5 separate regions of the Homo sapiens genome follow, and all the other regions are linked to region 1. The links are chromatin contacts, found by Hi-C or POLR2A ChIA-PET in ENCODE. All regions are on one chromosome and are shown on one strand. Each heading gives the region's core, a stretch centred on a gene start or an enhancer-like site at or near the end of the contact. The rest is flanking DNA. Distances are from core to core; before and after follow the strand shown. Region 1 holds the start of ASXL1 (ASXL transcriptional regulator 1). Region 2 holds the start of HM13-AS1 (HM13 antisense RNA 1). Region 3 overlaps BCL2L1 (BCL2 like 1). Region 4 holds the start of BCL2L1 (BCL2 like 1). Region 5 has its middle 32 kb from the start of SUN5.

Evidence for each region. Hi-C counts contacts between places; a loop is a spot of excess contacts on that map. ChIA-PET counts read pairs that join two places held with the same protein, here RNA polymerase II (POLR2A). Pooled maps may share reads with other maps.
Region 2: a loop to region 1 is called in a pooled map, with 5 times the contacts of the local background. The contact joins the promoter of HM13-AS1 here to the promoter of ASXL1 in region 1. A Hi-C loop is called at or near these places in 1 of 37 single-sample maps with no recorded cell type and 7 of 50 pooled maps. POLR2A ChIA-PET finds 5 or more read pairs at or near these places in 1 of 52 experiments (H1).
Region 3: a loop to region 1 is called in a pooled map, with 5 times the contacts of the local background. The contact joins the enhancer-like site here to the promoter of ASXL1 in region 1. A Hi-C loop is called at or near these places in 2 of 50 pooled maps. POLR2A ChIA-PET finds 5 or more read pairs at or near these places in 2 of 52 experiments (BJ and HEK293).
Region 4: a loop to region 1 is called in a map of naive thymus-derived CD4-positive, alpha-beta T cell, with 8 times the contacts of the local background. The contact joins the promoter of BCL2L1 here to the promoter of ASXL1 in region 1. A Hi-C loop is called at or near these places in 1 of 168 maps with a recorded cell type or tissue (naive thymus-derived CD4-positive, alpha-beta T cell), 1 of 37 single-sample maps with no recorded cell type and 12 of 50 pooled maps. POLR2A ChIA-PET finds 5 or more read pairs at or near these places in 2 of 52 experiments (Caco-2 and OCI-LY7).
Region 5: a loop to region 1 is called in a map of naive thymus-derived CD4-positive, alpha-beta T cell, with 17 times the contacts of the local background. The contact joins the enhancer-like site here to the promoter of ASXL1 in region 1. A Hi-C loop is called at or near these places in 1 of 168 maps with a recorded cell type or tissue (naive thymus-derived CD4-positive, alpha-beta T cell), 1 of 37 single-sample maps with no recorded cell type and 9 of 50 pooled maps. POLR2A ChIA-PET finds 5 or more read pairs at or near these places in 1 of 52 experiments (H1).

Annotation. Positions count from the first base shown.
Region 1 is chr20:32,356,921-32,359,689 of GRCh38, reverse strand. ASXL1 (ASXL transcriptional regulator 1) reads right to left here and starts at 1,359. Exons shown (of 13, transcript NM_015338.6): 1 at 858-1,359. The coding sequence starts at 914. RefSeq lists silencers at 660-819, 1,060-1,109.
Region 2 is chr20:31,571,894-31,574,662 of GRCh38, reverse strand. It overlaps HM13-AS1 (HM13 antisense RNA 1), which reads left to right and starts at 1,400. Exons shown (of 3, transcript NR_046853.2): 1 at 1,400-1,521; 2 at 1,740-1,864. It overlaps LOC107985416 (a long non-coding RNA gene), which reads right to left and starts at 1,653. Exons shown (of 3, transcript XR_005647051.2): 1 at 1,225-1,653. RefSeq lists a silencer at 1,121-1,700 and an enhancer at 1,502-2,043.
Region 3 is chr20:31,690,383-31,693,151 of GRCh38, reverse strand. The region is part of intron 2 of BCL2L1 (BCL2 like 1); the gene reads left to right. All of the region lies in intron 3 of BCL2L1-AS1 (BCL2L1 antisense RNA 1), which reads right to left. Among named protein-coding and RNA genes, the nearest start is that of BCL2L1-AS1, 17 kb to the right of the region's middle. Within about 2 kb of position 1,376, at least 2 of the 41 ENCODE cell types and tissues checked have a DNase peak (open chromatin) inside an H3K27ac peak, as active enhancers do.
Region 4 is chr20:31,721,428-31,724,196 of GRCh38, reverse strand. It overlaps BCL2L1 (BCL2 like 1), which reads left to right and starts at 1,329. Exons shown (of 3, transcript NM_138578.3): 1 at 1,329-1,579; 2 at 1,849-2,542. The coding sequence starts at 1,979. RefSeq lists enhancers at 231-430, 200-954, 961-1,020, 955-1,710 and silencers at 461-910, 1,117-1,411, 1,311-1,420, 1,471-1,590.
Region 5 is chr20:32,971,033-32,973,801 of GRCh38, reverse strand. No RefSeq gene overlaps it. Among named protein-coding and RNA genes, the nearest start is that of SUN5, 32 kb to the left of the region's middle. RefSeq lists enhancers at 1,082-1,211, 737-1,245, 1,246-1,753, 2,397-2,769. Within about 2 kb of position 1,346, at least 10 of the 41 ENCODE cell types and tissues checked have a DNase peak (open chromatin) inside an H3K27ac peak, as active enhancers do.

The DNA of each region.
Region 1 (2,769 bases), core at 110-2,609:
GTGAACAACGTCTCCCAACAGAGATACTTTGTCTTTGTCCAACATACATTCTTTGCAAAGTGGATTCAGTTCTCCTCAAAATACCAATTTCCAGTCCAGCTTCTGAAGGCAAACAGCCCAGTCTGCGTTTCTCAAAGTGGGGTCCGTGAGCCACTGCGTTTGAATCACCTGGGAAGCTGGTGAAAGCGCAGATTCCCAGGCTCTATCCCAGACCCTGAGGCTCAGCAGGTCTTACGAAGGGCCCTAGGAGTAGCGTTCCTAACCGCCTCCCAGGTGTCGCCCACAGGACACTAAAGTTAGAGAACCGCTGCTCAGGGTTCAAGCTGGGAGTAAGCACTTGCTTCCCTCCACGCACCTGGTTTAGATTGGGAAAGCTCAACATGCCATTGGCGTCCTTGAATGTGGGGTCGCTTTTCCACCCCCGGAGTCAAAGGCACCACCCCATTACCCACCAGGAAGCGAGGGAGGAGCTTCCGACCCTTCCCGGAAACCCAACTCCCCCGGGTGAATGAACGAAGCTGCCCCAGACCCCCAGACGCTGCCAAATAGTGGGGGAGGGGACGCGGGACCCCGCTGCCCAGAGTGGGAGGAGCCGGCCTGCCAGCTCGCCCCTCCGCCGGAATTTAGCTGCGCGGGGCGGGGGGGGCGCGAGGGCGAGCGGAAAAAGGCGCCACATCCCATCCCGGCGGAGCGCTCCCCACCCCTCGCCTTGCGGGGCTGTCCCGTTCTTAAAGGAAGATGGCCCCGCCCCCTCCCGCGGTGGGCAGGGCCTTGCCCCTCCCCCCCCAGTGGGGGGGTGCGCGGCGAGCCCCCCCCACCCCGGGCCCCACGGAGCCCCCCTCGGCTGTCCGCCTCACCAGGCGCGCGGCCTCGGCCCACGTGCGCTCCTTCTTCTTCTTCTGTTTGTCCTTCATCCTTCTCCCCGGCGGCGGCGGCAGCTCCACGCGGGACCTCCGGGCTGGGCGGGCTGGGGCGGTGGCGCGGGGCTGGGGCGGCGGCGGCGGTGGGGGGGGCGCGTGGCAGCGGCGGCGCGCGAGGTCTCGGGTGCGGCCGGGGAGAAGGGGCGGGCACGCGGGGACCGGCTGGCGCGAGAGCGGCGGTGGGGGAGGGGCGGCGGCGGCTCCACGCGCCCGCGCTGCGTCAGTCGCCCACGGCGGCAGCGGCGGCTGCCCCGCGATCGCTAAGGAATGCGGCGGCTCCGCATAACCACGGGGTCAGAGGTCACGGCTCCGGCCTCCGCTTTCCCGCTCTGCTGAGGGACTGAGACAGGACCGACGGCGGGGCGGGAGGGCGAGACGCGGCTTTCCCTTCGGCGCCCGGGTGCGTGCGTGTCTGCCGTGGGTGTGTGTGAGTGTGTGTGAAGAGTGAGGAGGGGGAGTGTGGGGTTTTTTTTTTTTGAACAAAAACAAACCGAAAGGGCGCCTGGGAGTCGTAGTCCCAACGGCCTCTCTGGCCTCCCCCGCTCCGGAAGAATATGGCCGCGTGAAGCGCGTGGACCACACTTCCCGGCGTGCCCGGCGGCCCCCTTCCGCTCTCCCTCTCGCGTCCTCCGCCTAGCACCGACCTCAGCTAGGAACGGGGACGGGTCGCTGTTCGGGGAAGGGGCTGGGTGGAGTCTCGCGAGGTGCGAGAACTGGCTGGGGGCCTGCGGGATTCTGGGAGGCGATGCTGGGAAGGGGCGGTGGCTGGGCTCCCCCGGCCACCCTTAACCCCTTCGGTGCTTTTTGCTTCAGGACCTCCTGGCGGGTGCGGGTGGGGAGTGAGGATGGGGAGCTCGACTCGCAGTTCCCACTTCGTGCTTCTCCTCGCCTAAACGGTTCTTACCTACACTTCTCGTAGGGGACGAGAGGCAGGACTTTCCCTTTTGGTCACCTCTAAATGACTCACTGCCACATAATAATGAGACAAAAAGACCCTCATACCAGTAAAACGGTTATTCCACGGCTGATGGACTTAGACGGTTCTTCATTTCTTCCTGTGCTTTCAGGCCGCTGTGTATTTGCAGAGCCTGCACCAGCAGCCTAGAGCGTTCTTAGGAACTTGGTGATATGTTGACGGGTCGTGTAAAGAACTTGGACTCTGGGGCCATACTGACCAGAATGCACCTGAGGGCGTTTTTAGAGGCAGTACCCTGGAGAGAATTCAGGCCCTGGAGTCCAGCGGACCTAGACTGGAATCTTGGCTGAGTCACTCCCTGGCTGTCCACTCAACCTCTCTGAGCCTCAGTTTTCTGATCTGCATTTGTCTTGTATTTCATGGCATTATTGGAATTAAAATTAACATACAATTCTTGACAGATTGGAAGAGGATGTGAAGGGAGATCTTGACATTATCAGGTCCGTATGATATGGCGCCTGGCATAGAGCAAATGTTTAATAAATGGTAGCTGTTATTACCAGCTGAGAAACAATAGGCAATATACTTAGCCTCTCTGAGCCTTAGTTTTAGAACCTGAAATGAAATTCAGAGCGCCCAGCACATAGGTTTTCTGTAACTATAGGTTCAGTCGTTGTCCAGAAACATTTCTAGAGTCCGTCCGGAGTTGGATTGATGCCAGCTCTTAAAAACTATGAAGGCAGGATCAGTGGCCACATTTAAACGGTTTCCCTGGGTGAGGAAACACACTCTCCACTCCCTAATGTTAACACGTAGCGAGAGCCAGTATTGATAGGAGACCATTATGGTGTAGCCCAAACTCTAACGCCAAGGGGTTCAGTGTTTTCTGCTTCTAATACTGGTCACAGAAAACTTGTGAGTCCGGTAAGCAAA
Region 2 (2,769 bases), core at 151-2,650, 790 kb after region 1:
CAGGAGAATGGCATGAACCCGGGAGGTGGAGCTTGCAGTGAGCCGAGATTGCGCCACTGCACTCCAGCATGGGCGACACAGCGAGACTATGTCTCAAAAAAATAAATAAATAAAATAAAAAAAAAATGCAAAGTGAGCAGGGTGTGGTAGCACGCACCTGTAGTCCTAACTACTCAGGAGGCTGAAGTGGGAGGATGGCTTGAGTGCAGGAGTTCAAGGTTACAGTGAGCTATGACTGCCACACTGCACTCCAGCCTGGACTACAGTGAGAGCCTGTCTCAAAAACCAACAAGCAAAATACCCACCCACACACAGCTTAGTTTACATATATAGCAAAAATCTTCTTCCAAGCCACCTAACTCCTTTGTATATTCCTTGCCCTCAAATTTACTCAAAATAGTATCTCCCTTTTTTTAATATTTTGGAGACTCTTCCATAAATATCTATTGAGAACACACTATGTGTGATTTCCATGTATTTATTTATTTTACTTAATCCTCACAGCCATTATGTAGACGAGGAAAGTGAAGCTCAGAGATGGGAAGTCACTTGCCTGAAGCCGCAGGTTGGTAAACATTAGACTCTAGGTAATTTGATAATTTGTGTCCATTTATGAAGTGCCTGCTGTAGCCAGGCCCTCAGGATTGTCCCAAACCTTTATAGTCACTCTTACAACAAATACTGAGTGCCTTCATGTTTCAGGCAATGGGCCAAGTGTTGGGGCTACGGTGGAGAGGAAAACAAAGGCTTAGCCCATGGTTGAGGGAGGTTCAATTGTTCACCCCATTTTTCAGGTAAGAAAACCAAGGAAGAGAAGGGAAAGAAAGTGTCCTGAGATCACACGGTCACACGAAAATAGCTGAGGCACGGCGCGGTGGCTCACGCCTCTAATCCCAGCACTTTGGGAGGCCGAGGTGGGAAGATTGCTTGAGCCTGAGTTCGAGACCAGCCTGAGCAAGAGTGAGAACCGCCGTTTCAACTAGGGGAAAAAAAAAAAAGCCAGGCGTGGTGGGACACACCTATATTCCCACCTGAGGTGGGAGGATCGCTTGAGCCCAGGAGGTCGAGGTTGCAGTGGGCCGTGATCGCGCCACTGCACTTCAGCCTGGGCGACAGAGTGAAACCCTGCTGCACAAATAAAAGAGAAAAGGGAAAAAGAGCGGAGACAGGCAGCCCCGCTTTACAGGTAGGGAAAGTGAGGCACAGAGAAGTAAAACGACCTACCCAAGGAAACCCATCTAGTAAAGGCAGGGACCGGGATCGCAGGCTCTTGGAGCTCACCAGTCCCCGCCGGGCGGTGCTTGGCCCCTCCTTCCCCTCCGGCGGGCGTGGCCCGGCCGGGCCCGCCCCCTCCCCTGCGCGCGTTCCTGGCAGCCCGGCCGGCGTTTCCTGCCTGCGTCGCTGAGCTGGCGGGCGGGCAGCCCATCTGGCGGCCCCCGCGGGGCGGCGCGGGGAGGCGGCCCAGACTTGCTGGAGCCAGGCGCCGGCCCGGGGGCCCCCCTGCCCGCCTGGAGAACCCAGGTGTGGCCGCGGCGGGGGTGGGGGGTGGTGCTTTCCTTCCCGCTCGCTCGGCCCTTCCTGACGCACCAGGGCAGGATGCAGCCTCCTCCCGTCCTCTCCTCGGCCTCCGCCTCCCGCGCCCTGGCCCGGAATGCTGGAGGGAATCCAAACGCAGGGCGGGGAGGCAGGGGCAGGCCCCTGAGGCCCCGCCCCTGATAGCCATTTGATACCACCGCTAGTCTTGCCCGTGTTTGGGGTGACTCAGCTTCCCTGCTTGTGCAAGAACAGCTGAACTCTGACCTCCTGAATGGCCGACTCTTGCCTTGCTCCTCAGGGACCCCAGACACGATCGTAGGAACCGGAGGTACTACTGCCCTAAGCCATAGCGCTTGACATTATCCATTTATTCAGCAGTTTCAAGTCGCGGCAAGCGGCGTTTGACCACTTCTGTTCCCTGCCCAGTGCTTAACTGGTACCTGGTGCCGGCCTGATGGAGGCTCTGAAGGCTTTCCCTCAGAAAGCTGGACCCGCCCTGGGAAGCAGGTCCTAACCCCCCTTCACAGTCGAGCACAAGACCGCTTCATTCACACTGCAGGAGCCAGCCCTGCTGTCAGACTGACGGTGCCAAACCCCCTTCTCCAATGCTGCCCCCAAAAGGAACCAGGGATCCATTATCCTGATCATGTCAAACGGCACCACGGTGAATACGAGTCTTGGAAGCCAGACACTCTGGGTTCACATGCCCCCTGGGCCCGCCCTTACGGTCTCTGCCTCAGTTTCCCCATCGTAAGAATGATGTAGGTACCTCAAAGTGTTGTTACAACGATTAAGTAAATCTTAAGATACATTTGAAACTTGAACACGGGTTTCAATTGTGCAGGTGCACTTAAACGTGGACTTTTTTTCTACCTCTGCCACCCCTGAGACACCAAGACCAACCCCCTCCTCTTCCTCAACACAGAGACCAGGATGAAGATCTTTATTTATGATGATCCACTTTCACTGAATAATTTTTTTTTTTTTGAGACGGAGTCTCACTCTGTCCCCCAGGCTGGAGTGCGGTGGTGCAATCTTGGCTCACTGCAACCTCCGCCTCTTGGGTTCAAGTGATTCTCCCACCTCAGCCTCCTGAGTAGCTGGGACTACAGTCGCCTGCCACCATGCCAGGCTAATTTTTGTATTTTTAGTAGAGTCGGGGTTTCACCATATTGGCCAGGCTGGTCTCGAACTCCTGACTTTGTGATCCGCCTGCCTCTCTCGGCTTACTGC
Region 3 (2,769 bases), core at 127-2,626, 670 kb after region 1:
ATATATATAGGTATATATTCCTAAACAATATAGGATATTCTTCTACATGCTTTTTTTTGTTTTTGTTTTTGTTTTTTTTTTTTGAGACGGTCCCACTTTCTCGCCCAGGCTGGAGTGCTATGGTGCGACCTCAGCTCACTGCAACCTCCGCCTCCTGGGTTCAAGCGGTTCTTCTGCCTCAGTCTCCCGAGTAGCTGGACTACAGGCGCACGCCACCACACCTGACTAATTTTTTTTTTTTAAGACCGAGTCTCACTCTGTCGCCCAGGCTGTAGTGCAGTGTGGTGCGATCTTGGCTTACTGCAACCTCTGCCACCCGGGTTAAAGTGATTCTCTTGCCTCAGACTCCCTAGTAGATGGGATTACAGGCACCTGCCACTGCGCCTGGCTAATTTTTGTAGTTTTAGTAGAGATGGGGTTTCACCATCTTGGCCAGGCTGGTCTTGAACTCCTGACCTCGTGATCCACCAGCCTCGGCCTCCCAAAGTGCTGAGATTACAGCTGTGAGCCACGGCGCCCAGCCCTAAGTTTTGTATTATTAGTAGAGATGGGGTTTCACCACATTGGCCAGGCTGGTCTCAAACTCCTGACCTCGTGATCTGCCTGCCTCAGCCTCCCAAAGTGCTGGGATTACAGGCGTGAGCCACTGCGCCCAGCCTGTGCATTCTTTTAAACTTCATTTAGGTATTATGCTGTGTTTATCATCTGCAGTTTCCTTTTTTCATTCAAGGTTGAGATCCATCCATGTTACTTGCATAGCATAATTTGTTCATTTTCGTATCCATTTATATGATCATGTCTCAAGCTGTGTATCCATTCTGCTGTCAGTGGTTATTTGGGTTGTCCCCTTGTTTTTGCTGTTTCAGACAATGCTGTTATGAAAACTGTTTGTGTCTCCTGCACATGCACATGTTCAAGAGTTTCTCCCAGGCAGTGGTTCCCAAACTTTAGCTGCCCATCAGAATCACCTGGAAGGTTTGTTAAACCTCAGATTGCTGGGCTCCACCCCCAAAGTGTTTGATTGTGTATGTCAGGGTTGGGGCCCTCAGAATTTGCACTTCTAACAACTTCTCAGCTGATGCTGCCACTCTTGGTCCTGGGACCTCACTGAGAATCATTGTTGTAGGGTTTACACAGAAGTGGAATTGCTTGATCAGAAGGTAATGGCAGATTGTTTTCCTGTGTTTGTGTGAATTTACACAGCCACCAACAGCATATGGGTTTTCCATTACTTTACCTCTTTGTTAATACTTGATATGGTCAGACTTAAATTTTTATGGAGCTGGTGGGTGTGAGATGGTATCTTGCGGTTTTAATTTGCATTTCTCAGATTACAAGTGGGGCTGTGAATCTTTTCTTACATCTGTTGGCCATTCATGTTTCCTCTTTGTAAAATGTTCAAGTCCTTGCTCCATTTCCTTTTGATTTGACTTTTTCTTATGGGTTTGTAGGCTTTTAAAATGTATTTTGAATACTAATACTTTGTCTATGCATGTTACAAATATAGTCTTTCAGTTCTTCTGCCTCAGCCTCTTGAGTAGCTGGGATTAATTTGTTCGCCGGGCGCCACCACACCCAGCCTGTTTATTTTATTTTATTTTATTTTATTTTATTTTATTTTATTTTATTTTTTATTTTGAGATAGAGTCTCGCTCTGTCGCCCAGGCTGGAGTACAGTGGCACGGTCTTGGCTCATTGCAACCTCCGCCTCCCAGGTTCAAATGATTCTCCTGCCTCAGCCTTTCAAGAAGCTGGAATTACAGGCATGCACTACCACACCCAGCTAATTTTTGTATTTTTAGTAGAGACGGAGTTTCAACATGTTGGCCAGGCTGGTCTCCAACTCCTGACCTCAAGTGAGCCTCCATGCCTGGCCTCCATAGGGTGTTAAAGGCTGTAAATTTGAATTATTTATGACTTAAGTTATACCTAGAGCTTATTGTATATACTGTATTAATATTTCTTTTTTTTTTTTTTTTTTTTTTTTTTTTTTTTTTTTGAGACAGAGTCTCGCCCTGTTGCCCAGGCTGGAGTGCAATGGCATGATCTCGGCTCACTGCAACCTCTGCCTCCCGGGTTCAAGCGATTCTCCTGCCTCAGCCTCCCAAGTTAGCTGGGATTACAGGCATATGTCACCATGCCTGGCTAATTTTTTTTATATTTTTAGTAGAGACGGGGTTTCACCATGTTGGCCAGGCTGGTCTCAAATGCCTGACCTCAGGTGAGCCACCCACCTCGGCCTCCCAAAGTGCTGGGATTACAGGCCTGAGCCACCGTGCCTGGCCTACTGTATTAATATCTCATAATGAACAAAGGTACCCTCTTTGGGAAAAAGTTGGGGCTTTTTTTCCTTTTTTCTTTTTTAACTTTTCAATTGATTCTCAAAGCCAGCATGTGGGAGAGAGTTTATCAAAACAGCCAGGCATCATGGCGCACGCCTGTAATCCCAGCTCCTTGGGAAGCTGAGACATGAGAATTGCTTGAACCCAGGAGACGGAGGTTGCAGTGAGCTGAGATCATGCCATTGCATTCCAGCCTGGGCAACAGAGTGAGACTCTGTCTGCAAAAAAAAAAAAAATACATACTGACCTGTGTGTGGGATTTGCTTCAAAATACTACTGGAGTGAGAGATAGTGGTTGGGGAACAGATGAAATCAGATTGGCACCAAGTTGGTACTTGTTGAAGTTGAATGATGGGTTCGTTTTATTCTGTCTACTTTTGTACATGATTAAATATTATCATAAGAATAAGTTTAAAATTGGCCAGGT
Region 4 (2,769 bases), core at 80-2,579, 640 kb after region 1:
ACCACAAGGCGATGCTTCTTCTATATATAAACTGACGGACGGATGAAATAGGCTGATTGACTGATGAGTGACTGACTGACTGACTGAATGAATAAATGGAAATGTGATTATAAATGTTGATTTTTTGCGCCTCCCGATTCCCCAGATCTACCGCGAGGGGGCGATCTCTCCCCGGTCCTGATGCCAGTCACTCAAGGCGCGCACTCCCTTTGCGTCTCGGGCTCGCGCGCGTTGCCGCGGCACCGGAAGTGACTGAGCTTGCAAGTTCCCCTGTCTCTTCAGGGGAAACTGAGGCCGGCTTGTTCGGGAGAGACGGCGCGAGCAGTCAGCCAGGTAGGCCGGCAGCCAGGTAGGCCGGCCCGGGTCCGCGGCGCGGAACTCGGCCGCGAAGAGCTCTTGCGTCTGGAAGCTACCGGGCCGATGAAGGGGGATGTGGCCCCCCACGGCTCGCGGGGCTCGCAGGTGAGAGCGCCGCCTCCCCTGTGCGTGACAGCCGTTGCGCCCAATAGGAGCCTTCGCCGTCCCGCTTCCGTGCCGGCTGGGCTCGCTGATTGGCTGCGCTGGGGCGGACCGCCGGGGGCGAGGCCCCTCCTCTCAGGAAGGTCTAGGGGGCGCCCCCGGGGGAGGGCGGTTGCCTAGCAACGGGGCGGTGGCTCGGCGGGTACCCGGCCTAGTGAGCTCGAGAAGCCGCTAGGCCGCAGCCGGCCCACCCTGGGCTCCGGAGAGGTGCAGCCCCCGGCCCCGGAGCCCTCCCGGGGGCGCCAGAAAGCCACTTTGGGCCTGTCCCCAGGAAAACGTGGTCTCAGCTGTGGGGCCGTCGAGCAGGCCTCGACCCCTCTTCCTGACCTGAGGAGAGGCCCAGCGCCTCACCCTCACCCAGTCTTTGTGCAGGGCGCCGGCGGCCATTGTGTCCGGGCGGGGAATGGAGGACCCGGCAATCCCCAACTGCCACGTTCTGGGCCTTTGGGGAATTCAGAGCAAACCAGCGGCATTTGTTGGGGGTCTCCGGCCTTCAACATCACAGACAGGCCTGGGGGTGGCCTTCCCAAAGTCAGATTGCAGATCTGAGGCAGTTTCCCCCTCCCTGCGTCCCTCACTGAAACCTTGAACCCCATTGAGAAGTCCCTTTAGGGTTTCGGACGCCTCCACCTCACCCTGGGCTGGTGCTTAAATAGAAAAAAGAAAAACAAAAACCAACTAAATCCATACCAGCCACCTCCGGGAGAGTACTCCTGGCTCCCAGTAGGAGGCGGAGAGCCAAGGGGCGTGCAAGAGAGAGGGGGCTGGGCTCCCGGGTGGCAGGAGGCCGCGGCTGCGGAGCGGCCGCCCTCGATCCGGGCGATGGAGGAGGAAGCAAGCGAGGGGGCTGGTTCCTGAGCTTCGCAATTCCTGTGTCGCCTTCTGGGCTCCCAGCCTGCCGGGTCGCATGATCCCTCCGGCCGGAGCTGGTTTTTTTGCCAGCCACCGCGAGGCCGGCTGAGTTACCGGCATCCCCGCAGCCACCTCCTCTCCCGACCTGTGATACAAAAGATCTTCCGGGGGCTGCACCTGCCTGCCTTTGCCTAAGGCGGATTTGAATGTAGGTGGTGCGGGGGAGCGGGAGTGGGGCGGGGGGGACTGCCCAGGGAGTGACTTTCCGAGGAAGGCATTTCGGAGAAGACGGGGGTAGAAAAGGCTGGTGGGAGATTCAGAGTCCACTGGTGCTTTCGATTTGACTTAAGTGAAGTATCTTGGAACCTAGACCCAGACCTTCGTAAGACCCACAAAGAAACCAGTTCTGGTACCTGGAGGGGGAATGGAATTTTTAGGGTAAATGGCATGCATATTAATTATTTTTTTTTCCTGAAGCTCTTTCTCTCCCTTCAGAATCTTATCTTGGCTTTGGATCTTAGAAGAGAATCACTAACCAGAGACGAGACTCAGTGAGTGAGCAGGTGTTTTGGACAATGGACTGGTTGAGCCCATCCCTATTATAAAAATGTCTCAGAGCAACCGGGAGCTGGTGGTTGACTTTCTCTCCTACAAGCTTTCCCAGAAAGGATACAGCTGGAGTCAGTTTAGTGATGTGGAAGAGAACAGGACTGAGGCCCCAGAAGGGACTGAATCGGAGATGGAGACCCCCAGTGCCATCAATGGCAACCCATCCTGGCACCTGGCAGACAGCCCCGCGGTGAATGGAGCCACTGGCCACAGCAGCAGTTTGGATGCCCGGGAGGTGATCCCCATGGCAGCAGTAAAGCAAGCGCTGAGGGAGGCAGGCGACGAGTTTGAACTGCGGTACCGGCGGGCATTCAGTGACCTGACATCCCAGCTCCACATCACCCCAGGGACAGCATATCAGAGCTTTGAACAGGTAGTGAATGAACTCTTCCGGGATGGGGTAAACTGGGGTCGCATTGTGGCCTTTTTCTCCTTCGGCGGGGCACTGTGCGTGGAAAGCGTAGACAAGGAGATGCAGGTATTGGTGAGTCGGATCGCAGCTTGGATGGCCACTTACCTGAATGACCACCTAGAGCCTTGGATCCAGGAGAACGGCGGCTGGGTAAGAACCAAGCCCCTTGTGTGTCCCTTTTCTTTGGCCTCTGGTCAGAGATCCCCAACAGCCCTTCTTCTGTATCTCTTTCTGTTGTGTTGGGTGATTGTTGGAGACGTTGATAGTTGAGGAAACCTGACTGGCCTCATTTCACCACAAGAGGTTAACTCCTTGGAAATACAAATGACCCTGTGCTTCAGAGATCAGGCATCTTTCACCCTGGTCACCCCCATGAC
Region 5 (2,769 bases), core at 97-2,596, 610 kb before region 1:
CCTTTTGAATAGTGCTTGGTACATAACAAGTGCTCCGTAAATGTTAGTCATTACTACTGCAGAGGCAGGATAGCCTGCTGGTTAGGGATGTAGCTTCCTCCTAACTGTGTGACCTTAGACCAATTACCCGACCTCTCTGAATCCCATGGGTGTGGGGGTTAAATGTAGTCTTGCCTTGCATAAAACAACTACTCAATAAAAAGTTGCTATTTTTCCATGCCAGGCACTGTGATGATCTCATTGAATACTCACAACATCTCATGGGGTAGGTAATATCATTGAACCCATTTTATAGATGAGAAAACTGAGGCTTAGAAAAAAGGGTCTAATACAGGACAGAATTTGAATTCAGATTCAGGCCATCTGGGTCCATGCCCTTAACAGTTATATTACATCACCGGCCTAATATGCTCTGAGCTTTGAAAAACCCGTATCCAAGGTGGTTAGAACTTGTGAACATATTGAGTAAATTGGCACCAAGAGAGGACTTAAAACACATCTCACCTACATCATGCATGAGGACCTGTGGAGCTCAGAGGCCACGATCCATGGCCCCAGCCGAAGTCTAGAAGCCTGAGGTTGCAGCAAGTGTGAGCTCCTGATGAGTGAGGAGTTGGTGGTTGGGCTGTGATTGCTGCATGGAGAATCTAGGAGCCGAAGCGCAGGGCCAGTCCCTCACCACCAACTCCTGCGTGCAGGGAGGGATCTGCGGGGGGACGTTGATCAGGACAAAGAACACAGCCAACAGGAAGGCCTGGAAATGCCCAGGGAGGGCGCATATCCTCGGAGCCGTGGCTGGGCCACTGTCAGAGGACCAAGCTGTGGTGCAATGGCTGTGTTCCTTGACATCAAGTGCAGAGCCACCTGGGGACGGGACATACCGAAGGCACATCAGGCACAGCAGGGGCTTCGGGCCCCCATCCCCCACTCATCTCTAGCCTGAGCCCTGCACCATGGCCCATGAAGACAGGCCATCCAGCCAGGGTGCCCTGGATGGTGTCCGGGATGCCAGGTGGGCACCAGCACTGAGGGCAAGAGTGGGTGGGAAGGGCACAGAGGGACGAGTCACCAGCCCATCCCACACCCAGACCCCCAGGGCCTCTCCTTGGACACCACTTAGCAGGTAAGGCCCAGAAAAAAGCAGGCAGGGTATGCCCCACTCCAGTCACAGCAACAGTCTGGCCAGCCATTCTGGTTTGCCCAGGACTGGGGGGTGCCCAGGATGTGGAACCTTACATTTGAAAACCAGGACAGTTCCAAGCAAACCAGGACAAGCTGGTCACCATCTACAACAGGAAATAGGGGCTCGTGAGACAGGCAGGCTGACTGGTTTCCTGGTTTTGATGTGGTTTAGAGAAAAAGTACAAAAACCCCTTATCAGACTGTAGCTCACCTGACTTCCAGCCAATCAGCAGCCAAAGACCCAGGAAACTATTCACCACGAGTTCCTGCTCTAGGGGGCTAGGGACTTCCCTGGGGCCCCGCATGTGCAGTTAGACTTAAACTTCAACTTACCCTCTTCCTCATTTTAATGCTGCAAATCGTGCCCAAGCACGGAGATTTAAAATGCTGATGTTACATGCAATGTTTGAAAAAGTGTGTTGAGCCACTGTGCAAGTGCTAGAGAAACCCCTCCTCCTATACATGCCCTGGCAAAATCCTTCCCTACAGAAAGTCCCTGGAAATCTGACCCCCACGCTCCCCTGGGGAAACCCTTCCCTATAGAAAGGCCCTGGAAATCTAACCCACACACTCCCCTGGAGGAACCCTGAAACCCCTCTCCATAGAAAGGCCCTAGAAATCTAACCCACACACTCCCCTGGGGAGCAGCCTGCCCTCTTCCTTTCATGTTGCTGACTTCCCTCGTGCACAAGCTAAATAAAGCTCTTTCTCTTTGCTGCTATGTCTGGTGATCGCTCTTGATTTCTATCCTGGCAGATTACAAGGACCCAGGGCGCCGATAACACTAGAACTCTGGGATGCCTGAGAGGAGAGAGAATCAGGATGAGAAGCAGTGCCTGAGAGAGCAGAGAAGTGGAGACGGAGAAAACACAAGGCCAAAGACAGGAGGCAATGAGACTGAAGCAGAAAGAGAATGGATGGAGAAACAGGAAGACAGAGTCACAGCTAGAGACACAGAGATGGGGGAAAGAGAGGCAGGAAGTGGAACAGGACAGGGAGATGGCGTTAATGGTGGAGAGCGTCCTGGTTCTTGGAATCTTGAACAAAGAATTGGACAAAATACACAAACAAAGCAAGGAAGGAGTGAAGGGATTTACTGAAAATCAAAGTACACTCCACAGTGAGGGAGCAGGCCCGAGCGTAGCGGCTCAAGTGCCCCGTTATAGAATTTTTGGGAGTTTAAATACCCTCCAGAGGATTCCACTGGTTACTTGGGGTACACCCTATGTAAATAGAGAGGATGAAGTAAAATTACAAAGTTATTTACTTGGCCTACACCCCACGGAGAGGATATTTCCTGTCCTAGCTGAAGTGGGAATTGGCCTTATGTTCCCTGCCTTCAGACCCTATTTTCCTGCCTCACTGGGGGCACTCCAAAGACCCTGTGGCTGCCTCCCTGTCCCAGCTGAGCCCTCAGCCCCTCACCTCCTGCTCTGGGCCTCCCACCTTGTCTCCCACCCCCATCCCATGCCCACGTTGGTTCACGGTTGAGCACAGAGGCCCCCACCTGCTGGTACCCCATCTAGGGAGACAGAGGTTCAGGGAGGGAAGGGCCTCATAGGGCTCCCACAGCACCTCAAAGGGGTA